Regions from separate parts of the Mus musculus genome. Here region 2 is linked to region 1. The links are chromatin loops, found by intact Hi-C in ENCODE. Cell type or tissue: gastrocnemius. All regions are shown on one strand. Each heading gives the region's core, and the rest is flanking DNA. Links, peaks and the distances in the headings are about the cores only.

What was found. A loop is a pair of places that touch in the nucleus more often than their neighbours do. Peaks named below come from ENCODE experiments on the same cell type or tissue, not always from the same donor. Only the 100,000 strongest peaks of a DNase experiment are listed, where the experiment ranks them.
Region 2: it touches region 1 in a loop (3-fold over the local background); 7 of 42 quality-filtered maps call a loop at or near these places.

Annotation. Positions count from the first base shown.
Region 1 is chr15:96,276,335-96,291,651 of GRCm38, reverse strand. Gm38469 reads left to right here and starts at 4,254. Exons shown (of 3, transcript XM_011245785.3): 1 at 4,254-5,636. The coding sequence starts at 4,399. The coding sequence ends at 5,142. Arid2 (AT rich interactive domain 2 (ARID, RFX-like)) reads right to left here and starts at 4,130. Exons shown (of 21, transcript NM_175251.4): 1 at 3,866-4,130; 2 at 3,665-3,758; 3 at 2,500-2,597. The coding sequence starts at 3,957. In gastrocnemius, for the core only: a CTCF peak has its summit at 7,628; DNase peaks (open chromatin) are centred at 7,366 and 8,325; H3K4me3 peaks cover 2,500 bases; H3K27ac peaks cover 1,864 bases.
Region 2 is chr15:95,923,920-95,939,236 of GRCm38, reverse strand. Ano6 (anoctamin 6) reads right to left here. Exons shown (of 20, transcript NM_175344.4): 9 at 11,608-11,713; 10 at 7,394-7,454. Among named protein-coding and RNA genes, the nearest start is that of Gm41389, 20 kb to the right of the region's middle. In gastrocnemius, for the core only: no CTCF peak of the experiment used is centred there; a DNase peak (open chromatin) is centred at 6,771; H3K4me3 peaks cover 1,003 bases; H3K27ac peaks cover 2,153 bases.

The DNA.
Region 1 (15,317 bases), core at 6,677-9,176:
GGTCAATATTTGACTTAGAAATGATACTGCAAAGCCAAGGCATAGTGGCATAAGTTTAGAATCTCATAACTGAAATGCTGAGGCAGGAGGATTGCCCCTTGAGCCACATAGACAGAGATGCTATCTAAAGATGAATCAAAAACCAACAAAAACCAAAAACCCACTCAATCAAAAGATACCTACCAAAATACATCGCATCAACTGCTTTTCAGAAACTAGGGTATTAAATCTGATCTAGCAAAGAGCTAACTCACCAAGTCACCAATTCCCATGCCTGACTGAGAAGGCATTCGTTATTACAGCTAACAAATAAATTTACTGTTGAAAAGTTCCATATCTGGTTTGCCAATTAGATTTTTTTTAGAGGAAAGTGTGTGTATATATATACACACACACACATACATATATATATGTATATATGTGTGTGTGTATATACATACATATACACATACATATACACATATACATACATACATATACACACACATATATACATATATGTATATATATATCCCCAACATAATATATATCCTCTAACTGCAATACAACACCTGGGAAATTCTATCAAGGTTGGCAATACCCAATATTTGACCATCCTATTTCTTTGCAAGCCATGCAAATCTTCACATGGTTTTATTTTCTCAAACAAATGCTTCCACTCTTTCTCAGTAGCCTAGCTACAGCCCCACAAAAGCAAAGCAGGAGAGTGACATATGGGGGAAAAACAAGTTTAGCTAAGGACATAGTTCAAAACAGCTCTAATAAGAACACAAGGCCCACGCTGACCCAAGAACAATGTAAATACTTAACAATCTTGAAAGCATCCAGTTAAAAAGGGTAGCCATAAGTACAATTAATGTATGACATAATCCCAAGACAGGAATGACAACAGGAAACAAAATACTTATAATTACACTTTGTAAAAGAAAAGCAGTCCAGGTACTTCATTAATTATATGAAGATTGTTAAGATGAATGTAAAGTTTACAGAAAAAATATACATCTCATCAGCCATATATACCATTTAGCACTGAACACAGAATTTTAATCTATACATTTAATGAAGACTAAGCCTAACTTTAAAATATACAATTAAAACATACAAAATACTACAACTGTGTTTGAATTGATTAGTACAAAGCCCTAACTTGTATTATCACAACCCTCTCAAATCCTCTCAACTATTAGAAACAGAAATAATCAAATGACTATCACTCCGTATTAAATTTTTATTTCTAACTCTATTACTAAGTCAATGGCTTGGAAATTTCTTTTTTACTTTATCCTTTTATTTAACAAGGTACTCTGACACCTAATACTATCACACACACACACACACACTCTCACCCTGGTATATTCTAGAGTGCCTATGGAACTCACTAACTGCCAAGTGCTGTCAACTCTTCAGCAAGAAGTCTGAAGTCAATCTAAGGCAGCCAATAGGAAGTGCACCTGTGCAATTTACCCTGTTTCCTATTTCAGAATCCTGAGTGCTATGCAGAGTGACTAGCGCATTTGAAGCAATACAAAACTCCAATTATACACAAGCTACATTACAAATATAAAACATGCTATCTTGTAATATCATCAGTAACAATACTTATTAGACATATTAAGAGCATTATTTTCATTTTAAATAACTAAGGTTACTGTGGATAATCAAGGAAAAATAAAGGTTCCCTTCAAAATAAAGTACAACATGAAAGTATAGAAGCAAACCTAAGAAAAAAACCACTAAGTCACAAAATACATTATCTAGACTGAATCATATAAACAAAATAAGAAATTTACTTTCTTGAGTAAGCAGTCAAAATTTAAGGAAATGAAAAAAAAAATCCAACCGTAATACCCAGATTCAAACCATCCCCATATTCCTAAAGATATTGGATATTTTTAAGTTTCTCAAAAATTCAATTAACAACAAAAGAGTTCAAAAGTTAATTCTGATCAGCCAAGGTATCTTCATTAGATTATTTATGTAAAAATATCCCATTGAAAACCCACTGAGGAACAGTTCCAGGCAGTAAGTTTTCTTTTAAAAAAACAAACAAACAAACAAAAAGTCCACAAAAGCCAGAATTATGGGCGGCTAAGGAGTTTCCAAATAAAGAAGGTGGGGGGAACTCTCTCTCCCACAGGTTACAAAGTTTCATTAAGTATCCCAAGTCTTTTACTAAGCACCTTCTTTCCTGTCCGGTCCCCCCTCCACACCCCCCCCCCCGTGGCTATCAAGCAGTCAATAACAATGTCACAAAAGAATGTTTACAAGGTAGGATGTGGGGTGTCGCCTGTAATGACTTTGTATGAAAAATATAAATGATTGTATTTTAACCTGAGGAGAACGTCAGCCTCCTACCATCTCACTGTATTGACAGCAAATGCTTCTCAGACTGCAATTAACAAGGGATTGGAAAACTGGTTAGAGCGCAGATTTTGTTGTTGTTTAATCGCCCCTAAGTCCCTCGTTTCCAAATACTGTGGAAAAGTCACCACTACTCACCGCAAGTAATACTGTTTTAAAGCAAAGGCAGCGTTGGAACAACTTCTGGGAAAGTTGAACTCTTCAACAATTTCTCCCCACTGATTCTTCTCAGAAACCTGTTAAAAACACAGGCACACTTGTCTCAAAGTGCCCAATCCAAGAAAAACCTACCCTAACCTGGAAGCTAAATGCCCCTTCTGCAGAGATCTGTAGACACCTAAGGAGCAGTGGGTGTCTGGGGTCGACCCACGAGAGTTACTAAGCCAGGGCTGCTTGAATCACTATGTTTTCATCAGAGAGCCCTGTATTTAGCAGCACTTGTTTTGTTTTGGGGGGGGGTTGGTGGGTTTGTTTTGTTTTTGAAGCCCGGACAATAACCAATCGCAAGTCCCTCTGTCGCCCCCTTTTAAATCTCAACGCGGTCCGTTTGCAGTAAAGAAAAAAAAAAAAAAAAGTTCAAAAGGATCAATACTGCTCCGGACAGCGACGTCCGCGAGCTCTGGGGGGGCCGGGGCCGGGGCCGACTCCGATCCCTCTCCCAGATCTATCCATCTCCATAGGCCCTTCTTTGAGGCCTACAGCTTCTGCCTAGCCTTGAAGCCTAAGATGGCTATTTGCAGACAGGTCCTGCTTTCTTTTGTTAGCTGTAGAAAGCCAGGGCGAGCGGGCCGAGGCTGTGCCCCCGGCCGCCGGGATCATTTCGCAGCCGATTATCGATGTTAAACCTGCCCGCGCTAATTTTGAGTTGCACGAAAACTGCTCAGAGTCTGTGTGTCTCTGTGTCTCCGCCTGTGCTAGAGCGGCAGCGGCGGCGGCGGCAGCGCTGACTCGCGGGCGGGCGGGCGGGCCGCGGGCTCGGCGGGCGGCGGGCGAGCACTCCACTCGCCCGCGCTCCCCGCCGCGCCGCTCAGACCCCGCGGGGCCGGCCGGACACCGGGCAGGGCGCTCCCCGCCGCCGGGCCGCACCGCCCGCCCAAGCCCCGCGCCCGCCGCGCGCACGCGAGCCACCAGGCCGAAAACAGCCCCGCCGCCGGCCGCCTCCGTGGGCCACCGGCTGCGAGCGCCGAGAACGCCGTGTGTCCCGCCGATCGCCCCCCCGACCCCGGGCGCCTGCTCCCGGGTCGGAGCAGACTTTTCCGAGCAGGCCAGCGAGAGGGAAATACAAATTAAAACTTCCACTCACCTTCGCGAATCCGCCTAAAGTAGTGACTCTGGTGTAGAGCCCGTGAAGATCCAGCTCCTTCCCACCCACCGCAGGGATCTTCTTAAACGGCGACCTGCGGGCGACAGAAAGCCCCGCACTTGTCACCGGGACCCCGCGCCCGCGGCGGGCCCCCGTTCGCCCCGGCTCGCCCCGGCGCTGCCCCCCCGGTCCTGCTCTCACCCTCTGCTGTGGTGGAACTGCCGCAGCTCGTCCAGGAAAGCCAGTCCCTTCCTCCGCTCGTCCGGAGGCGCCTTCCCCGTCGAGTTTGCCATTATTTTGCCAAAGGAGGTCTCCCGAAAAAACCCAGATCGCGGTTCAAACGCGGCCCCCGCTCCCCGCGCTCCCTACCAGCGCCCGGAGCCCATTCCTCGGCCGGCGGTGGCGGGGCTCAGTCATGGGCCGGCGGTGGCGGCGGCGGCGGCGGCGGCGGCGGCGGCGGCGGCGCAGGGAGGGAGGAGGGAGGGGGAGGAGGCGAGGAGGAGGGGAAGGAGGGAGCGGGAGGCCAGGGGGAGCGCAGGGCCGGAGGGAGGGGAATTTCTAAAAAAGTTTAAAGAAACGGGAGCGAAACTAGAGGGGCAGGCGACGGGCGGCCGGGCGCGGAGCCGCGGGGCGAGCGCGGCCCCCACCCTGCCTCGCCGCCTCCCGCGGCCCGGCTCTGGGCCGCCTCTCAGCGCCGCCGGCCCTGGCGGCTCGGCCCGGGGACGCGATTCAACATGGTGCTGCGGCCGGGGGGCGCACGAGCCGACCGGGGGCCGGGCGAGCCGAGGCGAGGGGCCCGGGCGGCCGCAGGCCTGGGAGTTGCGGCGGCGGCGGCGGCGGCGGCGGCGCGGCGGGGCCGGGGCAGGCGGGGCCGCGTGGGGAGGGGGAGGTCTGTGTGGTGGCTTGTGGAGAGCGGGGTGACAGCGTGGATCCGGGCCGCGGCTCCGCGGGGCCCTCGCACACATTCACGCGCGGCGGCGGCGGCGGCGGCCCGGGCGTCCCCGGGCACAGGCTCCGGCGGCAGCCGAGCCGCTGCGCGCCGCCCGCCGGCCTGCCTGCCTGCCCGCCAGCCTCCCGTTCTCTGCTGCCGCCGCCACGGCCGGGCCGCCAGCGCCGCACAGCGCCCCCCGAGGGCCGGCCGCGGCACTGCGCCTGGCTCCACACGGTCGCGGCGGCTCCTCGCGGGGAACAATAGACTCGGCTCGCCCGGCTTAGGGTTCATCTGCAATGTGCAGCACATTTCACACGCACACAAAGCGGGCGGAAAGGGGGGCGGCGCGGGGAAACGGCCACTACCGGTTGTTCCGGGCTTAGGGGTGGAGGCGATGTTCGCGTCCCCGGCGGCGCCCGCCGGGCCTCCGGCCACACTGAGAAGCAGGCTCGCTCGGCGCAGCCCCGGCGGCCGCGGACGAGTCCGCTCGCCCCCTCTGGAGACGTTGCTAGCGGGAGGCGTTGGCCTCCGGGCTTCATCGTGCTAGCACGAAGCCCGCCGAGCACATGGTCCATGATGGGGCCGTAAACTCACTTTGACAAACTGTAGGATCGAATAGGCTGGAAACTGCCTGCCCTACTTTTGTGGAGCTAGAGTAAGGCTTTTCACTCGTCCTCCCTTTTTTGGTCGGTTTGGTGCACCGAACCCGGAGGTACGCAAACGGTAATCGCGCCTGTTGGGAAATAACCTCCCAACTTTGAGAATAACACTGCTTAGGTCTTTTTTTGCACTAGTATCTGAAAAAGAGGGCAAAATGTTTTTCCCTTTCAGTTTAAAAAAAAAGAAAATGTGTACATAGGGAATTCAAAATTTGTATCTTTTTTTTTTTTTAGTACCACTTAAATTTGCATTTACCCGGGTGTTGGAGCCCTCCCCGGTCTGCAAATGTGGAGAGCCTCATGCTTCTCCTTTGGTCTACTAGGATTCCCATTTTAGAGACAGCCACCAGTGGCAAAGTCACTAGCCCAAGGTCACAAGCTGGTAAGAGTCTGGATGGGTTTATTTCAGGTAGTCTTTCCGATGGGAGCACCTATCGGGTGACGGGGAGGAGTATATTAAAAAAAGAGAGAATTATGTAATAGAGCGGAGCGTGCTTCCGGTACTCACTCTAGGAAACGGGTTTATTTCCCAAGTAAAGTTTATGTCTTCAGTGGGGTCGGGATAAGGTGTGGCTAGCAAATTCCTGACACCCGAGGACCAGTGAGTGCCTCGCAAGCCTGTGAGGGGCGGAGACCCTGGCCGAGGAGGAGGAGGAGAAGCCGGCCGGGCCCGAGGCGAGGCGAGGCGCGCTGGTGGGGAGAGCCGGGCTGGGCCAGCGGCCGCCCCTTCCCCCGCCGCCTCAAGGGCAGCGGCGAGCCGGGCTGGCCGGGCTGTGCGGATTCCCTGCGCTCCGCACTTGCGCACGGCCCCTTGCGTAACCGTCAGCGCCGGGGATTCCCTAGAGGGGGGTCACTCTCTGCAACCATTACACACAGCCGAGCTCCGGCCGCCGCGCCTCACAAAATGGCGGCGCCCATGGATCCGCCGGGCGGCCGCTCCCCGGGCCCCATCTTGTGCGCGAGGCGAGAGACCCGTCACCGTGGAATACCTCCGCCGAGGATGCAGCGGACCCGGGGGGGAAGCCCGCGTGGGGTGTGGGGGGGGGGGAAGGACCGCGTTGCCAAGGACGTCGGCGACTCCTGGCCCGGCGCGCCCTGTCCTCTTCCGTCTTCTCCGAGCGAGGCCGCGCGCCACGGGAAGGGTAGCTGAAGGCAGAGGCGGGGTGGGCTGGACTGGACTCGCGGCGGGGTGACCGCGGGCCCCGGATCCGGAGGGACGAGGACCGGGAGGGCCCGCCGCCGTCGTCGTGCGCGCTCGCCCGCGGGGACCGCGGAGGGCCTTCCGGCTCCAGGACCGCGGCGGAATCGGCGATGCCCGCGGTGGCGGCCCAAGGCGACCCGGCGGACGGGCCCTGCAGCCGCGGGCGCCGTGGGGACGGAGGCGGCACGAGCCCTGACTTTTAAAGTCGTCGGAGCCCAACCTGGGACTACTGTACGTTGTTGATGTCTCTAGGTGGACGTCGGAGCGTCCTTCCACCCCACTCCTGCGCCGCCGGGCAGGCAGGCAGGCGGACTGGCCTGCTTGGCTTTGATTGTCAGGTCCAGGAGCAGAGTGGAGGGATGACATGTCGGCCCTTTACAAGGGGGAGGCTGACACTCGGAAGGCAGCGAATGCTACGAGTGTGTGTCTATCCACACACGTACTTAGTAGCAATTTTGGTTTTCAGAGAAAGTGTCAAAGGCTTGGAGGGAATCTAACCTTTTAAAGCTTTTCCAGGAATTTTTTAGGGTTGCTTTCTGTAGAAGAGGTGTAATCCTCAAAACGGAAGTCTACTGATGGATAGAATTTAAATTCTTAACACTTTGACTAGTCTCTGTTTAGTGAATACAAACCTAAAAGTTGATGTTATCGGATGGATCACAGAGCAGTTCAATTTTCCTGAAATCAGCGCGGGGGGGGGGGGAGGGAATAGGAGACCAAAAGCAGCCATCTGGTTATTTGCTTGGAAAGGAAAACTTAAGGGCAGAGGGGAGTTTATCTGGGTTTCTGTGTCATCTTCCAGTTGCATTAGCCATTGTGCTTGTGTGGTTCTGTGGTGACTCGTTGAGATACTATGATGGCACCTGCATATTTCCGTCTGAGCACTGAACAGTCGCCTTCTGCACATTCCACAGCCCATCTTCTGCCCCGCCCTGTGAGTGCTGCTGGCCCATGGAACACAACATAGTTCCTGGTCCGGTGTGTTCCTACTGATGGCTACCATATTTGATAAGTTTAGCTACGACTGCTCAGTCTTTATCCCTCGCAAGGATGCCGTCTGTGTCTTAGCACTCACCCAAGCCGCAGGAGAATATTTTTATGCTTTTGTACTGAAGTAACCCCGGTGGGTAGTATCACATTTCTTATTACCATAATACATTCCCAATAGTGGGCAGCATAGAGCAGGTGGAGCCTACACAAGGCGTGTTAGAGATGTGCTGACAGTTTTACAATAGGTATTCTCTAACTAATTTGATGTAAAGTACAATATAGCTCAGAGCTTTCAAGCATTAATGAAAAGCATTCCCTTAAACATTAAAGCGAGAGTGAACATTGTCCAAACCTCAGTACAGCTTACTGTTCTGATGAGAAATGCGACAAAGACTTTATGCTAGGAGAAATGTCTATCTTTTTTTAGTAGTGACTGCAAGTCCAAGTCAGAGATTCCTGCTGTGTAGATCTTTGTCCCATACCATCTGTCTGCTTCATCACGAATTATAAAAGTTCCTTTTCAAAAAAGCATGTCAAAAAAAATTAAAAAAAAAAAACCCACCCAATTTCAAATTATTCATGTCAGGCATGGGATTTCAAGGAGCAAATTAACTTAGGTGAAGACTGGGCACGTCAGCTCAATTTGAGATTTTGGGTTACTGTAAGGTCTACAGAAATGATTTGGTTGGTTGAAGACTTTTGTAGTTAAATTGGCATTTCTTTGAAGATGACGTTAAGAACTCTTAGTGAGCTGAGAGAATGCTTTTGTGGCTTGCTGCTTTTGTTGGGATCTGCTGCGGTTGTACCTGTGTGCCAACTTGTCTCTCTGAAAATTTGATCACAACTTCGAATAACAGAGGTGTCCTTTCCCTTCTGGTGGTGAGTCTTGGCAGAATGAATAACGTTTTTTTTAAAGGAAAGGAGGAAAAGAGCTATTCTGCAGAGTAGGACAGCGCTAATGTAGACAGGCGCTCTCGGCTCTTCAGTTGCCAGCTTTCCAGGTGATTTGACACAAAAGGATCTGGTAAGCTGCGGGACATTTTTCTCATTTTCACTAAATATTAGAAGTTAGTCTGTAGATGAGAACAGTGCAATTTTATTTAAAAATAAATGATCGCTTTCAATTTGAAAAAAAAATGATTTAACCAGAATATTAAATCGTATGCATTTATAATAATACACCCTGGAGGTAGCATCCCCATGGGTTTTGGCAGAGGGCATTGGCCTTAGATGTTTAAGTCACTTTTCTAGTCCTGAGATTTTTCAGATAGTTTAATGGAATACATTTATGCATTCTTAATTATTTCTTTTTTGGTCACTGAAACTACTTATTATACATTTAGCATTTTAATACTTTGTTTATTCTGTTTAATAACATCTACATTTGGGAGGGCATATATACTAAGCCAAGCAGCTATTTATTGTCAGTGTTGATTACAAACCCACTAAGTAAATAGCGGTCGAATGCCTGCCTTGGTCAAGAGGTGGAGAAGGAAGAAGAGTCTGACCGGCCAGAAATCAGTGTTGCAGCCGTGGAGGCTATCATGAAATAGTTACACAATAGGATTCTTAGTTTTCAGTACTTAACCAGAATCTTTTAACATAGAGTTACATTTGAAATTCAATTTCAGGCAGGGTTGTAGCTCTCGGCTGAAATCTCAGCCTTGGTTACTGTGACAGGATTGTGAGTTCCGTGATAGCCAGAGCTACAATTGTGAGACCCTGTCACAGACAAGGTAAATCAGTTATTTTGGGGGACAATTAGATATAATTCTGTATAAAATAGCATCGTGGCATCATATCAACAGAGGGATCACAGGGTTAGTGATTACTCAAAGTGTAATGTTCATAATAAGCACTTAAATCATAGTCTCTGAAAACGCAGATCCATGGGTCTAATAATTAACTTTATTTAAGGGAGCGGCAAGCAGGGGAATGTTCAGTGACTGTTGTACACACACACACACACACACACACACACACTGAGCATTGTTTTGATGGAGTTTTATCTTCTGTTTCAATTTTTTGGTACATTGACTCCCTTCTACATTGCACTTTGCTATTAATTTAAAAAATTAAATCCAAAGACATATTAATTTTGTGTTTAATGCAGACTTAATTTTTGACTAGCTGTAAAGCTTAAGGAATTGGCAATCATGTTGGCAAGACAATAAAACAGGAATTAAGCTGAAGTGCAGAGCTGTGTAATAGGATTCATGGAGCGCTGTAGTTTTTCTTTGACTACATGAGTTAGAGTGATAGTGACTTATAATTGAATCTTTTTAACTCTTCTGTTTCTCAAAGACCTTGATTATCTGTTTTTCTCTAGCATCAGAATGGAAGCTTAGTGGCGTATACTGTAAACAGAAATTCAGATTTCATAGTATTGTAAGATAGTTTTAAAGCAAACTCCCTTTTATTATCAATATTGATCACGATAGCAGGTAGTGTTGTGTTTTATAAAAAGAAGGAGAAGCCAGGGATGTGTTTGGTGGAGGCGTTGTAAGATGTGGAGGAAGGCCATGCCTCTGCGGGCCTTTGCTGAGGCATTCCTTTCCCTCTGAGGTACCAGTCACAGGACGGGATAATATAGAATAGAGTTTATTTAGGGCATGGAAAGTTGAGAGGAAGGGAGAAGAGGTGTAGAAGCCAACCTTGAGCACGTGGAGGGGGAAGTGAATGGGGAGAGGGGAAGAGGATAAGAGAGCAGGAACAAGAGAAGAAAGAGCAAGAGAGAGGAGGGGGCAAGCAGTCAGGCACACTTGGCTGTTGCTAAGTAACCGTGGGCGGAGCCTAGACTAAATGCCAACAGGTAGCATTGGTAATTAGTGATGGGTTGTTTGTAGCATCTGTTTCCTTGAACCCCATTTAAAGGCATTTCTTACTCAGATATTGGGGTTAACAAGAGGTTGGGTGATGCCCCCTTGCTTTGAGACTTCACTCTATTCCCATGGAAGCGGCTGTGCCTTAAACACTGCCATTTGCCAAGCCCGGTGTTGTCTGCTCCGTTGAGCTGAGGCCACAGAACTAGTAACACCGTCGGGTCGGGTTGGATAGTAACAGGGCCATGGCCACAGCCATGGGGTTGGCTTGGATTTACTACGCCTGGGCTCCTTCCCTCCCTCCCCAGCTCTGTTCTGTGTGGGTTTCTACAGTGTCTTCGGAGCTAACCGTGTCTAAGTTGGAGGTGTCCTCCAGCCTTGGGAAGCAAGGTGTGGTCATTCAGAGGGCACTGTAGTATGTATAAAGTTCAAGCTACTTGACAATGACAAAGACATAAGAAGCTTAGAAGATCATTCAGGAGTCTTTCTGTTGAAATGGTGTTGGCCTCCTGCAAAAAAGCAGTTTGAAGCTTTCGCTAAGGAAAACCACTTAGTGGAAATAGTGAAAACTAGCAGACATGCATTTGTGTGATAGTCTTTAAAGTTCTTTTTAAAGGAGCCTAGATATTATTTTGGTTGTTATTCCTCTGGAAAACTTGTATAAAGGATTACATGAATCAAAAGGTCATTTCACATTTCATTCTTTGACTAACTGGGTATGCCTACTAGAATGACATGAGTATTGTTTTATCAGGGACAATGTATGGGTGACATTCAACCAAGTGTTCCAGTGCTTTGACTGTTAGAGCTGCTGCTGTTTGCTGTGGCATCTGAGGCTTGCAATGGAGCATTAGCCCAGAGTGGCTTTTGTAGATATTTTTAGCTTTCATCGAGTTTTTGTGCCTTGTCTGTGACCCGGTGTATAGTTGAAGCCTTTTTTAAGCATGGTCTCATACTGTGTAGTTCAGGCTGGCCTTGAACTCCATAATCTCATCTCAACGGCTCAGTTGCTGGATTACAGGGCGTGTCAGCACAGCTGCCCTTAACTGGCAATGTAGCTGAGGTGGAAACTTCAGAGTTGTTTGGAAGGTCAATTGGACGGTGGTTTCCCAGGGCAAACAGGTGAAGGAAGTTCATTTGAAGTGGACAGAGGTGTGAAAGGCTAAGGCAGACTCGAGAAGGAACGTTTGGCTGAAGCAGACACAGGAGAAAGGATGGTCTGCTAAAGCAAGCAAGGGAAAGGGCACGGGATGAAGGATTCTTTCCTAACTACACGCATGTAGTGGTCCGCCTTACACTGCATAGTGGAGCTGCATTTGTCGGAACTCCATAGAGAGAAACGTGTTAACAAGCTTCTGGTGGTGTGCTACAATTTCTTGCCGCTTCCGCAGACTCCCAGTGATTGGCTGAGTGATGTCAGCTGAGGCAAGATCCATGGAAGACGAGTGATGTTTGGAGAGAGTGTAAAAAGGACTCAGCAGTGACAGGCTGAGCTTGGCTTGCTGGTAGAGCTAGCTGTGCAACCCTTGTGAGTCTCGAGAGTCTTCACTGATCTTTGCTTTTCTCTGAGAGGCACAGCTGAGGAACTATTCCTCCGGGTCCCTCCTGCTACCTCGTGCTGAAGCAGAGGCCTGGCTGTCTCAGCTAAGCCACCACTGCTGCTGATTCCTGGTTGCTATCCTGACTACCAAACTGGAGAGCTGGTGTAGCCTGATGTGTCTGTGAGTGGATCGAGATGTAGCCGTGACTTGTTTGTGAGTGGATCGAGCTGCCGCTGCTGACCTGTGAACTGAACTGCCCATTTCCAGACAACACAGATGGGAGTTGCTCCAAAGAACCCTTTCTAAACAAGTCGACTTCCCCTGTACCCTTTCTTTTCCACTACCTCTGGTAGGTGGTGGGCAACAAGGGAGGTTAAAGCATTTAAGAACCATCATTAAATATAGGTTTTGAAGAAAAATTAAAGTTATTTGTAGCTATAGCGATAGTAGTCTGTTAGGTATTTTTTTAAGGGGTGTGTGTATGTGTGTGTGTGGTATGTGTGTTCACAAGGCTTTTTGACATATTACTTCAGCATTTTTGTTTTCTGTATCACTGGGACTTGAACTTAGAGCTTTCTATCTGGTAGCTGAGCCCTCTGCCACTAATCTATACCCCTAGTAGTTTTTGTTTGTTTTTGAGTTTTTGAGACTATTTATTTATGAATGCCTAGGCCTTAAGCTAGGCTTGTTCCCCAACTAGCCTGTAACTCACTTAACCCATTTACTCTGTGTTATATCTGCCACATACGGTTACCTCGCCTCAGTTTCACACTGAGTGCAGGTAGTAAATCTTGCTGCACCTCAGTCTTTCTCAGAGTTCCTATAATTCTGCCAGATGTTCCAGCTGCAGGCTGTTCCTGCCTGTGCTACAGGCCACTCAGCTCTTTATTGACAGGTGACACTTTTACACATTCCACAAGAGACCATCATTGCTACAGTGCTGGACTTACAGGTGTGTGCCACCATGCCACTCAAACATGTTCAAGTGTGTAAGTGGGATGTGCCCTTTGGGAGGATTTAGATCCTTACATGAATAGTTCTTGATGACTTAAAACCAACAACTCGTGCATTTATGGATAGAGGTAGTCAGCATCCACCATACCTTATATATAAAACATTAAGATTTTTCTCCTTTGATGCCAGCCCTCTGGAGGCGCAGGAAAGCAGGTCTCTGAGTTCGAGTCCAGCCTGCTCTACAGATCAATTTCCAGGATGGCCGGGGTTACACAGAGAAACCCTGTCTTAAAAAAACAGGAAAAAAAAAAGGAAAGATGTCTCCCTTGGTGCACTTCCTGCTGAAGAAAGAAAAGGGCGTGTTTGAAAGTAAACATGTCCTTCTTTCCAACAATAATACTTAGGCTTACACATTGGACTTAACTTAGACTTTGGGCTCATGCATAAAAGGTAAATATTTTACTGTATGCTTCACAGTTCCCAAACCAGTGCTTTGTCTACTAAAAGTTCCTTCTGTCTAGCTGATAAAATCTGGTTCCTAGATTCAGATTAGCTGATAAGTAAATGTGTGTCAGTGATATATTTATCTAAAACATTTATAATTTAAAGAAAAGTATATAAATGTTTAAGCAGAATCATTGATCCATGAAAATGACAGAAGATTACCAAATAAAAATGGAATTATGGAAGAGCAGACTAAAAGATCTTTAAGGAATTATTGAATAATCTTAAAGTTATTAGCTGTATAATGCAGGACTTATTAGCTAACAGTTTATCTTAGAATCCGAGTAGACATTGTTTATTAAGGCTTTCTTTCCCAGTGTTCCAGGAACAACCATGAGCCGCGACTACAGACTGCATTTTCATACTATGACTGCCACGTCCGCTCAGGTTAGCATTGTTTACGTGACTGTAGCACCTGCGCAGTTTATAACTGTGGAATATCTAAGACAGCAGCCCATAGACCTTAAGGTTGTAGATGGAGTCCAGTGCAAGTTGGAAAAAGGCCATTCGGTGGTTGGTTTGGTTGGTTGATTTGGTTTTGGTCTTGTAGTAATTAGGGGCCATAGCCCTCAGCCCTTGCCATTGATTGCCTTCCGTAGCTGGCTACACAGTCTGGAGGATGGTAGTGAATTGGCCATCCTCTCAGGAGTCCGCAGACACTGGGAAAGGCTTGTTGCGCTGCTGATGTTGTTTCTTCTAACCTCCCCATGAAAGTGTAATCCCAACCGTGGAGCTTCCCGGTCCAACAGCCAAATGTGCGTGGCTCCAGCGAGCAGAGACTTAGCAGGTGAGAGAGAATGTTTGTGTGTCTGTCCCTCCCCCCAGTTCACAAGCTGATAAACTAGAGGTGGTGTCATTTGGAGGTATGGAAATGGCCTTGGGAACCTGAGGTACAGGAGCAGAGCTCTCCTGACTAGTGCCCTTGTACAAGAGCCCCTGGCATGTTCCACCCCTTCCCTCATGAGCTCCACAGCAAAGGGCTCTGCAGGTAAATTGTTTCTCCCTGGATGAGTCACTGTCCTGAGCTTTACTGCTGAGACTTGAACACAGACGAGCAAATGTCTGTTGTTTGTAAGTCTGTGGACATTCTGTCAGAGCAGCACCAGTAGTCTAAGGCTGGAGGCAGGAAGTAGCCTCTGACTGCACAGTGCCCACGCATGGCGGGCTGCTGGGGATTGATTGCCATGCTCCTCCTATGTTCCCTTTACAGTGACAGATCTCAAGAAGAATTTATTTTTCAAGAAGTGACTAAGTTCCTTTCAGAAAGTACTTGATTCAGAAGTAGACAGCCTCAAAGAGTGTAAGCCGAGGTTGGGCTGCATTTACTAAGAACTGTCAAATATGGCAGAGACAAGACTTCTCTGCTGTAGCTAAAATTGTGGTTGATTCTTGATGGAGTCTCCTGAAATGAGTCTGGAAGCCTAGTTGGTCACGTGGAAAACATGGGGTGGGCTCTCCATGCCGGGGTGTCCAGGATTAGGAGCCCGCTGCGCTGGTTAGTCTTCCCACTGACAGAACTGCATCAGACTGGACCTCTCATTTGGTGACTAGTGGGGAATGTCATGTAGTGTTCTAGATTACCTAAAATTACTTAAAAGATGAGATGACATCTTAAAGCACACATGCAAGGCAGGAAGTCTTCGTGAGGAGCAGCCCTGAGAACCTGGAAAGCCTCCCTTATGTGGGACTCAGTAACGAATCTAATGTTTAAAAAGTCCAGTCTAATTGCTGAAGATGTGAGCGTATGGCATGTGTGCAGTGTGTGTGGTGTGTGCAGTAAACAACTGTTCATTTAAACATAGCCTACTTCAACTATGGAGACAAATAATAGAAAACATGTTACTTAACTATGATTAATTTCAATTTCAGTAGAATCCCAACTAGATGTTATAATTTATAGCATTTTAGACAGAGATATGGCTAAGGCTTTGAATAAATCTGTAGAACTTCATAATCTCTTCAAACTATATTCCTGATTGATTCTCAATAACAAAATGCTATTCCAAGCCTATAATAAAAACTTTGCCCGTATCCTTGGTCAGAATCCAAGT
Region 2 (15,317 bases), core at 5,721-8,220, 350 kb after region 1:
CTGGGAGTGGAGGGATGGCTAAATGAGGTGTGTACAGTGGCAGATCTCACTTGGGCTGCACATAAGAGGCAATTAGGAGGGTGGTGGTGGTGGGGAGGGGGCTTTAAAACAGTCCTGAGCACAGGCACCAGCCCTGAGAGTCTTTCTGGCTTAACAGGTCTGGAAGGAGGGATGCTGCCTGAGCACGGGTGTTTCTTGTCTTCCAATCAGCAGTTAGGGTTGAGAGTTGGTGCTGCAGGGCAGAGTGGGAAGCCTGAGGCTTGGAGGAAAAGCTAGGATGCTGGAGGAGCAAGAATTCAACACTTTGCTCAAGGACCCAGTTCCCAGGCTTGCATTGAGTACTTCACCAACAAGTTAGTCAGTGGTAGAAATGGCCTGGGCAGTTAGAATCAGTTCACCCACTGAAGGTGAGAAAATGGTCAGGCCTTCAGTGTCTTTGAACTTGCCTAAGGGGAGATGAGGTAACTGCTTGCCACTGGATAAATACCTTCAGGACGCTAGGCTGTTGGGTGGAGCAGGCTGTGACAACCCACAGGAGCTATGCTAGCCTCAAGTGACAGACACTTCTTGAGAGTGTGAGGGTCAACCCTCTTAGGGTGACTATGGAATTAAAGCCCCTCGGTAAACATCCACACAGTCCCACGGAGGCCTACGTCAACTTACCCAAGTACTCTGCCAAGCATGCCCCATGCCAGAAGTTGACTCCACTCTGTCTCCTAAGTCTGAGGTCCTTCTGGTAAAGTGCGCCCTCTCACAAACAGCGCTTCATTTCTCCTGTCAGCACCCTCTTTTCGTCAACGCATGCAACATGTAAGCCTGGTCTATATTTGCTTCTAGGCTTGTGGTCTGCCATGCCTACCTGTCACTGTCATGGGGGAGGGAATGTCTTGTTCACAGATGCACAACTGAGCTTAACAAATGCACTGATTGCATACATTGAAGGGAATGTGCCAGAAACTGGGTACCCTACAACCTTGGCTTAAGGGACCAGTCATCTTTGAGCACCCAGTTAACACTGCCCCACTCTCTGCTATGTCAGTTGACCTGGGCCACTGCTTTGTTTCATTGAATTTTGTTTTGTTTTGTTTAAAGATTTATTTATTTTATGTACACTGTTGCTATCTTCAGACACACCTAAAGAGGGCATCGGATCCCATTAGAGATGGTTGTCAGCTACCATGTGGTTGCTGGGACTTGAACTCAGGACCTCTAGAAGAGCAGTCAGTGCTCTTAATGGTGATGAGCCATCTCTCCAGCCCCCTTGTTTTGTTTTGTTTTTGTTTGTTTGTTTTTCTCCCTAATTTATTAATTTGTATCTCATTTAATTAATTAATTTATTTCTGTCTACTGATTGGGGGATTCTCTTTTTGTTTCCCCAAGCCCTCAAGGTACCTTAAGTTACTTATTTGCAGCCTCTCCTATATTTTTTATGTATATTTTTGCAACTATAAATGCCCTGACAACTGTTTTCATTGTACTGAAGAGGTTTTGGTAGACTGTGTTTTAATTTTCACTTGAGTCTAGGAACTTTTTCGAGTTCTTTCTGGATTTCTTCAATGACCTATTCATTCATCAATCAAAAGTGTGTTGTTTGATTTTCAAGAGTCTATCTTTTTGGTTTTTTAATTTATTTTCATTATTTTTAAAACTGCGCGTGCAGGTGCTGGTGGAGGCCCGAGGTGTTGGATCCTCTGGAGCCAGACTGATGAGTAAGTGGCCTAAAACCGGGGATGGGGACTCTCCATGGATCCTCTGCTAAGCCTTTACACTGTCCCACCTCTTTTCTACGGTTATTCCAATCTTCTCAGACGTGTGGAGACTTGCTTTGTGTCTTAGAACAGGATCTACCTTGGAGAAAGTTCCAAGGATGCTTAGAGAAAGTATTTCTTTGCCCATCCCTACTTTTCTGAACCCTAAACAAAACATAATCACATCAAAATGTAATCAAGTCAATGAAACCAAACATCTCTGCCTCTTTCTAAGAACCTAGCTGCAAATTTCTTAATGAACGTTTTTGTTGTAGTCATTTTGTTTCTTGAGACAGGGTCTCTCCATGTAGCCCTGGCTGTCCTCAAAATCTCTATGTAGACCAGGTGGGCCTGAACCTCAGAGAAATCCACCCACCTCTGCCTCCCAAGTGTTGGAATTAAAGGGCGGGCCATCATGCGTGGCTTACACTTTATCTGTCACCGATTGAAGCCTGGGAAAAGCCAAGCTTTCTACAGAGCTCTTATTTTGTGCTTGTCACTTTCTGTCTGGGTGGTCACGGGCTACCTGCCCTTCTTCTCACTTTTAAAATCATGGCATGCACGCAGACTCCATGAAACAACTCTACCAGTGGAAGAGGATTCATGAAGATACCTTTACTCTCAAAAAGCAACATGAACAATTCTAACCAACTCCTAAGGAGAAAGTAGCAGCTACCTAACCCTACCCCTGGCACCAAGGGTTGGAAGCTGCCTACTTCTTGGGCAGTTCACCCTTGGAAGTGAATGGATATGAAGCGAGCAAGTGGCCAGGTTGTTAGAGTCTCAACCTTGAAGGTAAGCCCCGAGGGGTTACAAGAATGGAGGGAGAGTCTTCATTTTTGTTCACAGCCGAGAACTCTATGGGGTGCAGCTACCCAATGTTTGGAGTATTCCTGGGAGTTATCAGGGTTATTCAATATGCAGTGTGTCCCAAATGGGAGGAACTGCTATCCTGTATCTTTTGCTCCATGTCTCTGCAATATAACAAGCTGGGCTCCACTGTACTTCAGTACCCAGGCACACCATATACCAGGAGGCTCTAGGCCAGGGGCTCTCAACCTGTAGGTTACAACCCCCTGGGGGTGGGAGGGGTGACACTTTCACAGGGGTTGCACATCAGATATCCACATTACAATTCCTAACAGTAGCAAAACTACAGTTATAAAGTAGCAATTCATTAATTTTATGGTTGGGGGCTACAACATCTGGAGGAACTATATTTATTACAGGGTTTCAGCATTAGAAAGGCTGAGAACCACCGCTCTGGTCAACTAGATGCAGTTAAAATTCTGCCAGTACCCACCAACATAATAAGAGATGAGGGGGTGATGCATGGATCTTATCTTAATTATGACAGCATTCTATCTAAGAAAGTATGTATTGGATAAAGATGCCCAAACACACACACACACACACACACACACACACAAAAACCAAATTGTTGAGCGTGGTATAGTGTTACATTCTGTAACATAAAAGGGCAAGACATAAACTCTGATAGGTGGATGCATTCAGACTCTGCCATGAGTCTTAAAACTCTTCAGATGCCGTTATGTACAATGTTCTATATGGTAAATCGGCTTTCTCGCCCCATTCCACCTTCCTAACCCAGACTCTCTTGCACTGGGGTACTAGAAATGACTTAAAATGCTCATTAGCCATGGTTGTATGTCCCTGAAACAGAGACAGAAGCGAGAGCATCCGGAACATCTCCGGCCCAGGGACCAGTTTCTTGATTCCCAAGTGTGGGTGCTGCGCTTTCTGAGTCCATGGATCTTTCCCAGAAATCACTACACCTTGTTTAAAACTCTCCCTTAAATGTGATCATTAAAAAATGGTATTGTATGACCACATGTCTAAGCCAGGGAAAGTCAGGGAAGGAGAAATGAGGTTGGGATGTGTTCAGAATCTTTGTTTTAACCACAGCTTGTGCTTAGGATCCCACGAATTCCCCCAAATCTCCCAGGTTGGTGCAGCCTAAATGCGGGCTATTTCTAGGTATGTATGTGATTAGTACTATATAAGATTATAAAAGCTTTTCCGCCCTCAACGTTTACCATTTCCATCTAGAGAACGGAGAATTAGTCCGTGCCAGATACGCTGTGCGGGAGGAGCTGCCACAGGATTGGCAGAGGCTAGCAATGACTTCAGAGCCTCCTGCCGCCTCGACTCTGCAATTTCAGACTTTTCTGTAATGAGGTTCACAGCAGTAGTCCTCAGAAGGCAGAAGTAATGAGGAAACTGCTGTAAAGCACTTAGAGAGTTCATCAGATGGATATCCTTAAAGATGTACATACGATACCACAAGCAAAAAGCAGAGACGCTTTCTGCATCCTAAAGTCAGACAGGATTGGCAGACAGCCTGATGCATGACAGTTCTACAACCAGGGTGCAGTTAACGATCAGAGAGAGGAAACTTAGGGAAATTTGGGCTTTGTCCTTCCTTCATCAAAATTAATATATATTTTTTCCTTTTACTTAAAATGTCTTCTGTTAGAGCTGTAGAGATCACAAGCTGTGGCTCACACAACATTAAGAGTACTGACCTACGTGCGTAGCTCCCTGGCTACTACTGGAGGAAGGTGATGTATTTACAACAGTGGAGGGCAACACAGAGGGTCCTAATACATGGATCTGACCCAAAGCGTCACTCATGGTAGGCACGGTAGGCAAGCATCCTCCTGCTGAGCTGCACCCCCTGCCTGCTCTATGCTTCTGTGCCATATCTCTCAGTGCATGGTTTCCAGTAAAACATGCCAAGTGTCTGAAGGACAGGGCCTCTTACTGGGTAAGTGTGGTCACCTTAGATTTCGGTGTCCCTGAACAGTATCCACAGGTCAGTCTTTTCTCTCTCCCTCTCTCCTTGCCACTCAGAGGTTGGTTTGCTATTTATTTATAGTTTTTTTTTTTTTGAGACAGGGTTTTTCTGTGTAGCCCTGGCTGTCTTGGAACTTGCTCTGTAGACCAGGCTGGCCTCGAACTCAGAGAACTCAGAGATTCACCTGCCTCTGCCTCCAGAGTGCTGGATTCAAAGGCGTGTGCCAGCCACCACCACCCTGTAGAAGTTAGGCCCAGTTCTTACTCCCAGTCCCGTGATCCCAGAAATAAAGACTCAGACTCAAAAATATATCTATAAATACCTTGGCCATATAGCTAGGCTCTAACTAGATCAAAACTAAAATACCCTAATTAATTTAACCTACATTCTGCCACATGGCTGGTTGGTTAACTGTGCTCAGGTACCCTGCACCTGTCTTGTCACATCTTCCCAGGCTGATCTTCTGCCTGTGCTATCCCAGAATTCTTTCTGCCTCCCAGGTGTCCCTCCCACCTTCTATTTCCTACCTAGGCTACAAGTGGTCAGATTTATTATTGACAGGTATAACATCCATCCAGATGTGTAAGATTCTCTCTATACCACCCAGCACATGGGTACAATGTATCTCTTAAGGGTACAATGTACCATTCGGTGGCCCTTCACAGGTAAAGCCACCACCTGCCCTGCAAGGAACCCCAATCCCCAACTCTGTGTGTGTGCACACACTAAAGACTTGCCTTTCAAGCTGAGAGGTGTGGCCTGGTTTCTTCCCCACACTTTCCTGTGACCTGACATTGCTGATCTCAATGCACAAGACACAAGTGGAAATCGAATGCATGTATCCTTGATGGTGGGACATTTTCCTCTACGTTAGAGTATTTACGCCAATCAAACACTCAGACATCTGCTTTTAAATGAAATGCTTTCCTCGCTATATTACTGATGCTACCCACGTTAAAAGGGACAAACAACATCCAGTTTCTAGGCAGAACTTACGCGTCAAGATCGCATCTTTTCTATTACAGAGAACTGGCTATTATTACCACAGTGAAATATACTTAAAAACTTTCCGATCCTATAAAACTATAAAAAGAAGCAAGCTCACGGGCATTCTCCTGTTCCTCACTGCTGCCCCTGCCCCAGGCTGAATTCTAACTGTGGGGACTGTTATAGTCTAAGAATAAGCATTCCTTATCTACCAACCTGGAATATGGAAACATGCTGAGCGCTGATTTACACTAACACTGGGATTTTGGATTATTGTAGATTTTGTATTTGGGGACTAACGAGGTTCCTGTGATTGTCTAGTCAAAGGAGAGGGGGAGGGGCAGGGGAAAGAGGAGCTCTGGTTCTTAGCATTTGAGACGACGGACACCGAAACAACAGTGATGGCCTCCAGTGACTCACACCCCTGGGTCCTTTCCTCCACTCCATCCCTCAGGCTCGGATGCCTGCCTTGCTGCTTCAGCTGCCAGGACATTAGCAAATACTATAATCATGGGCCCAATGTCGCTGTTGCACTTGTGGGTACCCAGGGTGCAGTTGTGGCATGACTTTTATAGGGTAGCCAGTTGCCTTCTGATTGGATTTGGGGTGTGCTGCACAGGACAGAAGTCAGGCCTGGTACTCTAAGCCGAGCTAAGAGCCCAGACCTGAGGCGATCATAATCCCTAAGGTGGGACCTACTGTTGGGACTTTGCTAAATGGCCATGCAGCCAAGCTGTCTGAGCATTTAATTTAAACCCATAGTTCTAGGATGCTCTCCATGTCGGTAAAGCTGCTTCCCTGTGCTCAGCCCTAAATGGGACATCTCTTACCAGACCCCTGCCAAGGCTCAGGTATCACTGCAGAGGAGGAGGGGGAGGACTGGGAGGAAGGGGAGGAGGAGAGAGGAGGGAGAGGAGAGGGGGATCGGGAGGGGAGGAATTTAATGGTTCGAGGACAGGGAAGAGTACCATGAAATATTATCTTCTGGATAAGGCATGGCTGCTATACACACAGACTCATAGTAGCCATGGTTACCTGCACCAGACCTGCCCACAATAAGCCAATCCAAATTACAACATAGACTAGGGGTGAGCTCACAAAAGTCATCTCTACTGGAGGAGCTGCTGGCATTCAGCAGCTGCCTGGGGAAGGAGACACATTCTCCTCTGGAGGGTTGGCCAGAGGTAGGGTTGCCTAGGCTCCAGAAGCTGGCCAAGAGCCCATGCACACCCCGGCAGCGCCAACTGGGCTTAGTGAGCTATTTCAGAATAGACAAGGAGAACATGAAGTTGAGAGGAAGACGCAGTGGGGAGGATCGGGGGCAACTTGAGACATGAAGCAGGGGGTGGATATGACCAGATTTAATTGTATGACATTCTCAAAGAATAAATGTCAATAATAACCTTAATGCCAAACCCATTGAGGTCTGTGGTCCTTTGCGTCCTTTTGTATCTCTGAAGACCCATACAGAATCCTAGGCTAGATAATTTGAGGGTGACACCATTTGGAACCCCACAGACCAGGCCAGGCTTCTTACTGCTATATCACCTCTTTACAGAGAAGCCAATGGCTCACCACAGAGATCAGGCCATGTGTGACTCAGGGAACTGAGAGAAGAAAAACAAAAAAACAAAAACAAAAAAGAATGAAACCGTGTGTGGTTGAAGCCATGGATCTCTGAGGTAAATTTTCATACAGTAAAATCGAATGACAACTACCAGCAAAGCTCTGGAGGAATGGAGGTTCAGCCAGAACATGGTCCTAAAAGTACATGAATTTAATAGCTTACACAAAATTGCACAGACACCATCAAACTGAGAGAAAACTGAAAGTAACTTACCCCACACTCCCATAAATACAGCGAAGATCAGGGTTCCAAAACTGTCAAAGATGCACAATTTCTGGAAAACAGAGCAGCAAGGCATAAATAAATCAATTCCTCACTTATCAGAAATTCAGCAAATACGTAACACTTCGTACACTCTGCAGCCTGCAGTGTTTGCTGAGCCCAATGCTGGTTTAACAATCACCACACGTATGACATACCCACAGATGGAATTTCTCGCATTTTAAAAGCAAACAGCTTTCGCCGTCTGAGCCTTGAGTACATTTTCCAGTGGAATCTTCCCACACGGCGATAAAGGACTAGGCACATCTGCTAAGATTGCAGGCCGTTAAAGCCTCTTTTATGAGCTGTCAGAGTGAGTGGGAGAACGTAGCGAACGGCTCTAAGGATCCAGTGCCCTCTAAGTAAGTTTATGGTTTGCCTCTTATCAGTGTCTCAGTCCCCTCAGAGGATAAATTCCAGAAATATTCCTTTCCTTATTAAAAAAAAAATACAAAGCTGAGTTTATGTAGTGATGGCTCTCCTCCAGGAGCCTTCTGCTTCCACCCACCCGAGGAAGGCTTTGCATCTGTAAGCGATGATGAGGATTTTCAGTGGGATCAAGGCAATGCAGGTGCTTCTGCTGATGGCACTGGTACAATTACCAGAAAGGATTACTGTCTCACTGAGGCGGAGCTACCACGGCTGCCAAACTCCACCTCTTTGGTGATGGATACATAGCCTAGCTGCCTGCCTTTATGACTGGCTGGGTAAAAAAATCTAATTGACTTCTGTCATAGTTAGGGTTTTACTGATGTGAACAGATGCCATGACCTAGGCAAGTCTTCTAAGGAAAACATTTAATTAGGACTGGCTTGCAGGTTCAGAGGTTCAGTCCATTATCATGACAGCATCCAGGCAGGCATGGTATAGGTGGAGCTGAGAGTTCTACATCTTTATCTGAAGGCTGCTAAGAGAAAAATAGCTTTCAGGCAGCTAGGATGAGGGACTTAAAACCCACACCTACAGTGACACACCTACTCCAGCAAGGCCACACTTTCAAACAATGCCACTTCCTGGGCCAAGTATATACAAACCATCACAGTTACCATCTTTTCATTTGTGAGCACTTAAAAACTTCCTTAAGGAAGGACTCACAAAGTTAATGGCTAAGTGGGAGCAGTGGGTTCTGTCTGCCTGTTTTACCAGAGGCCATGGGAAGAGTAAAGGGGATAAGGGGGCCATGAAGAGGATCCAGGGGAACTTCTACAACTGTGACATTCAAAGGTGTTTCTAAGTGGGAAGTGTACTCTGCCGAGATAGGTTTCTTTGTTTCAGTTGCCTTTTATATTCAAAGCTGTGTCATTTTCACGAACACAGTCATTGTTTATTTTCATTAGAAACTATCTAGTTATGATCAGAAACTATGTATCTAGTTACATTCTTATCCTCAGGGTTTCCATAGCAGGCACAAGTGCCTCCCTCATCCATGTGAACTTTACCCGAACAGCATGATTCTAAATGGTTTCAGGAGACAACCCCTCTTTAAAAAGAAAAATCTCCAGGTGAAGGAAGATATACTTGTTATGCCTGGATGTCCCACCAATGATGCTTTCTGTATCTTTTCTCTTTGCCTTTGGGGACCCATTGCTCTGAAATGTCCTTCAACCATTTACAGCAAATAGCTTCACACAAAGTGCCGTGAGAAATATCCCACATGTGAAATCTCCTTCCTCAAGACCCCATCCACTGTCACTCCCATTTTGGAATTGATACAAGTCAGGCCAACTGCCTAGTTCCCAGTGAGGGATGTGCCTGGTACCCCAGGGCAAGATTGGGCATAGATGAATCTGCCATGCTACTAAGTAGATATGTGGCCTCTCTCTGCTTTGTCCCGAGAGCCCTTTGGAAGCAGGAGTAGGGGAGATGGTAAGGTACAGGCTTGCTTAGAAGCCTAGCTTATCTTGATGGGCAGCTGAGCTGGCACAGTGGTCCAGAGGCTACATTAAGAGCAGCCCCAAGTCAGCATTTTATTGGAGTCACAAGTGAACAGCTCTTCAGAGGAGAGGCAGAAATCAGTAAGTGAATCAATGTAATAAGGATGGAAGAAATCAGAAACATCTTTCCTGCCCCGCCCCTCTCATCCTTGCCCCGCTCCTCTCATCCTTACCCCACCCCACTCACCCTTACCCCACCCCTTTCATCCTTTCTCTCCGATTCTTATCTATGTGTCCTTCGCTTTGTAAATGGCTCCCACAAGATTCAAGAAATCCTTTAGGAAACATGACAGAACCAAAGACCACCACACACACACCCCAACCCCCACCCCGAACAATGAAAGACACTTGAAAGTCCTCAGCTAAGGTACTGTAGGTAGAGCCGAAGGAATGAAGTGGCGAGGGGAGGGAAGTGTAATGGATGTCTTCAGAGCAGACCTTCCACTGTGGCTTCGTGGGTACACGGCTACTGCTTGGGTGCAGAGCCTTGGGGAAATGCGCTAACAACTGCCTGTGATTCATCTGTCCAAAGCCATCAGCCAGCGGCTTCCTTGAGTCTTACTAATCACTGCACAGTCTTCTAGTTCAGTCTGGGCACTGCCTTGGCTCAAGGGACAGGCAGTTAAATCCTCTTTAATCTTAGTTAAGTATAGAAATCAATTAGGCTGACAGTGTGCCACTGTCATCATAACTAGTAGTGGGGAAAGTTTTTCAAACACAAATCTGGATTTCAGGGTTGTGTGCCCAGTGCTACCAGTCTGTGAGAAATGTGGCATGGTGGGCAGTGCAGATCTGCTGTAGCTCCTGTCCTTGCCAGTTCCTAACTGTGTGAGCTTCACAGGCTGTTTAGTTTCTCATGGCCTCAGTGTTTCAACCTGTAAAATGGGAGAGTGATTCTGCCTACATCACAGGTGCTATGTGTCAAAGGTGATGTAATCAGTATAAGAACACTGAAGAGTACTCTCAAAATGGCTCAGCAGGAAAAATTGCTTTGCTGCACAAGTCTGTGATGTGGAACCTCTCCAAAAAGGAAAGAGAGAAACAACTCCACAAAATTTCTCCTCTCACTTTAACACTTGCTTGTGTACACACACACACATACACACACACACAATTAAAGTATAAAAGATGGAGAGATAGCTCAGAAGTTAAGAGCACTGGCTGCTCTTCCATAGGTCCTATGTTCAATTCCCAGTAACTACGTGGTGGCTCATGACCATCTCATCTGTCCTGGGAATCTAATGCCCTACACAGCGATAGTGTACTCACATAAATAAGTCTAAAATAAAGTTCAAAAAGAAATTAATACTCTAGCATTACTCTTAAATGACAGACTTTGATAGATTATGTCAGAATGCTCCAGGAACACACGATTCCTGGTCTCCCATGGCAAGACAAAATTCATATCAGAGACCAGTAGTCTATTGTGACAGGCTATTTCTTTACATCCAGAGATAAAGCGCCTATGATGTAGGTGGAATCATTCCCACTTTACAGGTTGAAACGTTGCGGTCCTAAGAGGTCAAGCTGTCTGTCAAAGCTCACAGCTTCTCAGCACACTTCCCTCCTGTCTCAAGGTTCGACCCAAGTTTCCTGGGTCTTAAGAGCTCACCCCACCAGCCAGTATTCGGGGTGTCAGCAGTGTTTTGTGAGGATGTTTTGTGCCAAGCATCTTTTATCATCAAAATACAAAACTTTCCTTTTATAGTAACAGATATAGTCTAAATATGAGCAGAAGAGCCTTTAAAAAATCCAAAGGTATAGAGTGTCTGCACGTGCTGAAAGCAGAAAACACAAGCTGTACAAACTGCAGGGTTTTTAAGTACAAATCTACAAGCACACATTTTAGGCTTCTACTCATTTGAATGAATGCAAACACTTGCAATGGTACACGTATGGCTGAGGCTACAGCTCCATGGAAGGGCAGCCCCCAGCCTCGAGAAAACAAAATCTCTACTCAAGCTGACTTTGGAACTTCCGTTTGGATTAACTGAGTTCCTTAGGTAGCTTCAGGCCCACCACATCCTTACTTCCCCTGAGCCTTCTGAGAAGTGGTCACTGTCACTTTATGATCTGTAAATGCAGAATAAACATGTGGACTGGACGCTACCTTCCAGCGTGGGGGAAACTTCATTTATGAAAGTCCTTTATACATTCCTCAGAGGGAGAATAATTCTATATGCTATGCTAAAGTGACTATTTTCTGCACACATCTGGAATGCTGAAAGTTACCTTAGAAGATTCACAGGTGATATTCAGCCTCCAGAACGGACACAGCCTGTCACACTGGGGGCACATCAGGATCTGGCCACCGATGTCAGGATCACAGACCTCTTTGCTAAAGAAAAAAAGAAATAAAACAACTCAGAAACGTTAAGAAAGAGGCTTTCATATTCTATCAACGTGATAAAATCCGAGTCCATCCATGACAAGCAACAAAACTGAAATGAAACCTATGAATCAGAAACTCTAAAAGCACACAGAACAGTCAATGATCTACATCCTTTCTTTTAAAATTGGGGTTTTTTTAAAACATATTTCAAATCTTTTAAGCCTTTATTTTTATTTATTTCTGTTGGTATTTTGCTAGCATGTATGTCTGCACACCATATGCACAGAAGCCAGGACACTGGATCCTCCTGGGGCTGGAGTGATAAGACGGTTGTGAGCCAGCACGTGAGGGCTAGGAATGGAATCCAGGTCCATAGGAAGAGCAGTCAGTGCTCTTAACCACTCAGGCATCTCTCCGGCGCTCATATTTTAATGTAATATCTTTTACTAATTCTTTGAGAATTCCATACAATGTCCAAGCGTTCTCTTAACTCAGGGCTATGAGAAATGGTCCTCCTAATGGCTTTGCTTGGATCTGTAAAGCACAGACAGCCCATCAATGTAAGGCTTTGAACACCAGCAGGAGGGAAACCACAGCCTGTCACAGGTCCCAGCTGTCTCCGCACACCACCCAGGACCCTACCGTTCTCCATAAAACCCCTCCAGTTGCTATTTGAATTTGATGTGGGAATCACATTACTACTTCTGCTTCCATGAGCAACTGAAGACCACACCGCTCCCCTGCACAGATCCTAGTTTGTTTGGTTTATTTCTTTTATTTTTTGTTTTTTCAAGACAGGGAGATCCTAGTATTTATCGTAGCATTAGGTCTCACCTTGAACCCAGAGATAATAAGAGCATTTTTAGTAAAGTTTGTGGACACGGAATTAATATATAAAGTATACACAGGGAAATAAAAAGAGATTTTCTCCTTATCCACTTGAAACAATTGGGAAATAACATTTTTAAAAATATTATTATTTTTTAGTAGTTTCACAAGTATAGTGTTTGGGAATGAATCTAATCAAAGATGTATTAAGATTTATATGAAAAAATACTATAAAACTTTGTCATATACAGTGAGGAAGATCTGCGCTATGATTTCAGAATTGTTTGGTGGCAGGGCGTGGGGAATATCAGGATTCTTGCTGGATCTTTTTCTATTGCTCTACAAATCTCACAGAAGACCCAAAGTCCATACCAGACCAATTAGACACAGCTGACACAGTCTAAACCACCAACAGCAGCATAAAATAAAACACGCAAAGGTTCCTACCTATATCCAAAGATCTGGCCCCCGATTTAGGCAATAGGAACAGACAGCTCAATTCATGATACATGATAGAACATGAATGCAAATAAGCCCCATTGTGTCACATAAAAGTCAATTCTATTTGAGAAACAAGAATGACAGCTACAGAATATGAAAAAGAAAACAGACAGGGCTGGAGAGCTGGGCTTCACAGTTAAGAGAACATACTGCTCTTGTAGAAGACCTGAGTTCGGATCCCAGCACCTACAGAGAGCAGCACACAACTGCCTGTAACTCTAGCTCCAGGGGACCTGATACCCTTTCTGGCTTTGGAGGGCAAGGGGGAGGCGGGCACCTGTGCTATCAACACACACATGTAATTGAAAATAAAAGAAATGTTTTTAAGAGACTATAACAACAAAAGAATATCTCAACAATCTTAGGATAAGGAGAAATGCTGTCACCATGGAAACGAAAACCACAGAGGAAGTTACCGACACATTTGAGATTTAATGAAAATAGACCAGGGGTTGTAGACTGCTCTGAGAGGGGATGCCATTTCAGATGGACACTGCGAGAATGGGGGATGGACGGCATTACAGCTGCCCAGGTGACCTTGCAAATAACCCAGAGGAACATGGGTATGGGAAGCGTGTCTGGAGTGGCCATATCAGCCCTAATGAAACCTAAAAGGAAGAAGTGGGTATGGTGTAACCACAGTCCCCAAACCTTTAAGATATCTGTGTGATACAGGAGGCCACGTGCATATGTTCTAGATAAGAGTGCATAAGCCTGGACAGGTCTGAAAGATCCTGGAGGCTGACCCTGGCCTTCTGCCTAAGCCAGAAAGGAAGCCTTAGGAGAACAGAATTCAGTCTGTTGGAGTGTCAGACACATTCCCGATACACATGGCAAGGAGAAAGGACAGGACCCAGCATGGATGGAATCACTGAATCTACCTGGCGTGTAGTGATCTATTGCACACACAGACTTCAGTGCCCATACAAGGCAGGGAACACAGACCATGGAATCAGTCTAGGAAAGGAACAAGGGTGGCAGAGGAATTGCAACAAGAAGTAGCAATAAACCCAGAGGGGGAAATCTGATTCCCATGGCTCTTACAGTGTAATACTTAAAATGTCAAATTCTCAATGTGCCCGTCGAAGGTGCATCAGAATCAGGAGTGAGCAAATATGAACTCAGAACTAAAGGAAGTCACACCTCGGGCATTAAAGAAACGATGTGACGGCGTCTCACTGAATGAGGAAAGCAGTATGCTAACGAGAACAAGACATTGAAGCCAAGCACAGTAACAGCAATGCGGAAGTCCTGAAAGGCTCTCCTCTGCAGACAAGAAACTTAATGTATCTCTTCAGGCTATACAGTCTGAAAAATGGAAAGAAAAAGGAGTAGGAAAGACCTGAAAAGTCAGCTTCAAATACCAGGGAACTCTATCAGACACACCATCAGCACATGCACTGGGCAAGTCGCATACAGGAAAGGAACCATTGAAGGATGAGCCCGACCTCCAAACTTTGATGAATGCTTTCATCTTTACATCCGAGAAACTCGGCAAGATCGTAGAAAGATACACTCAAGGAGATTCAAACCTAGGGACACCATACTCAAAGGGCACACAGAGAGAGAGAGAGTCCTAGGAAAGAATGGAGCGAGAGAGACAGAGACAGAGACAGAGACAGAGACAGAGGCAGACATGACTGGCCACCCAGAAAGCTCACCAGAAAGAAAACACGACTCCCTGTCAGAAACCCAGGGTCCAGAAAGAGTGGGACAGTGTTTGCTAAGTCATAAAAGCAAGCTGTGTACCCAGATTCTACACCTGTGAAGCCAGTCATCAAGAATGAAGGAGGAACTCATGTAAGTTAAAGACAAACAAACAAACAAACAAACAAACAAACCAACCACTGGGCTCTCAGGCCAGGTAGGATACAACATTGACTCCTTCCAAACTCTGCCCAGCCCCCAAGAGACACCAAGTTGAGCTCCTAACACGCAGAATTGTGAGAAAAAAAGCTCATTACTCACAAACTCCCCTGTCTGTTGTGATATTATTTGAAACAGAAGAAGACAGGATCTGACAAGGGGCTTCTATGCTGAGCACACAGAGAACTATTAATTCCAAGTCAACACAATTACAGGCAGAAGATTCCAAGAGACGTTTCTCTAAAGTCACACCAGTGATAAACTCAGAGAAGATGCTCAGCACCAGTCTAGGTTGGGAAAACCCACAACAGCCATGAGATACCACTTACACCGAATGAGATGGCCAATATCTTAGGGTTTTACTGCTGAACACACTCCATAATCAAGTCAAGTCTTAAAAAGGACAACATTTCAC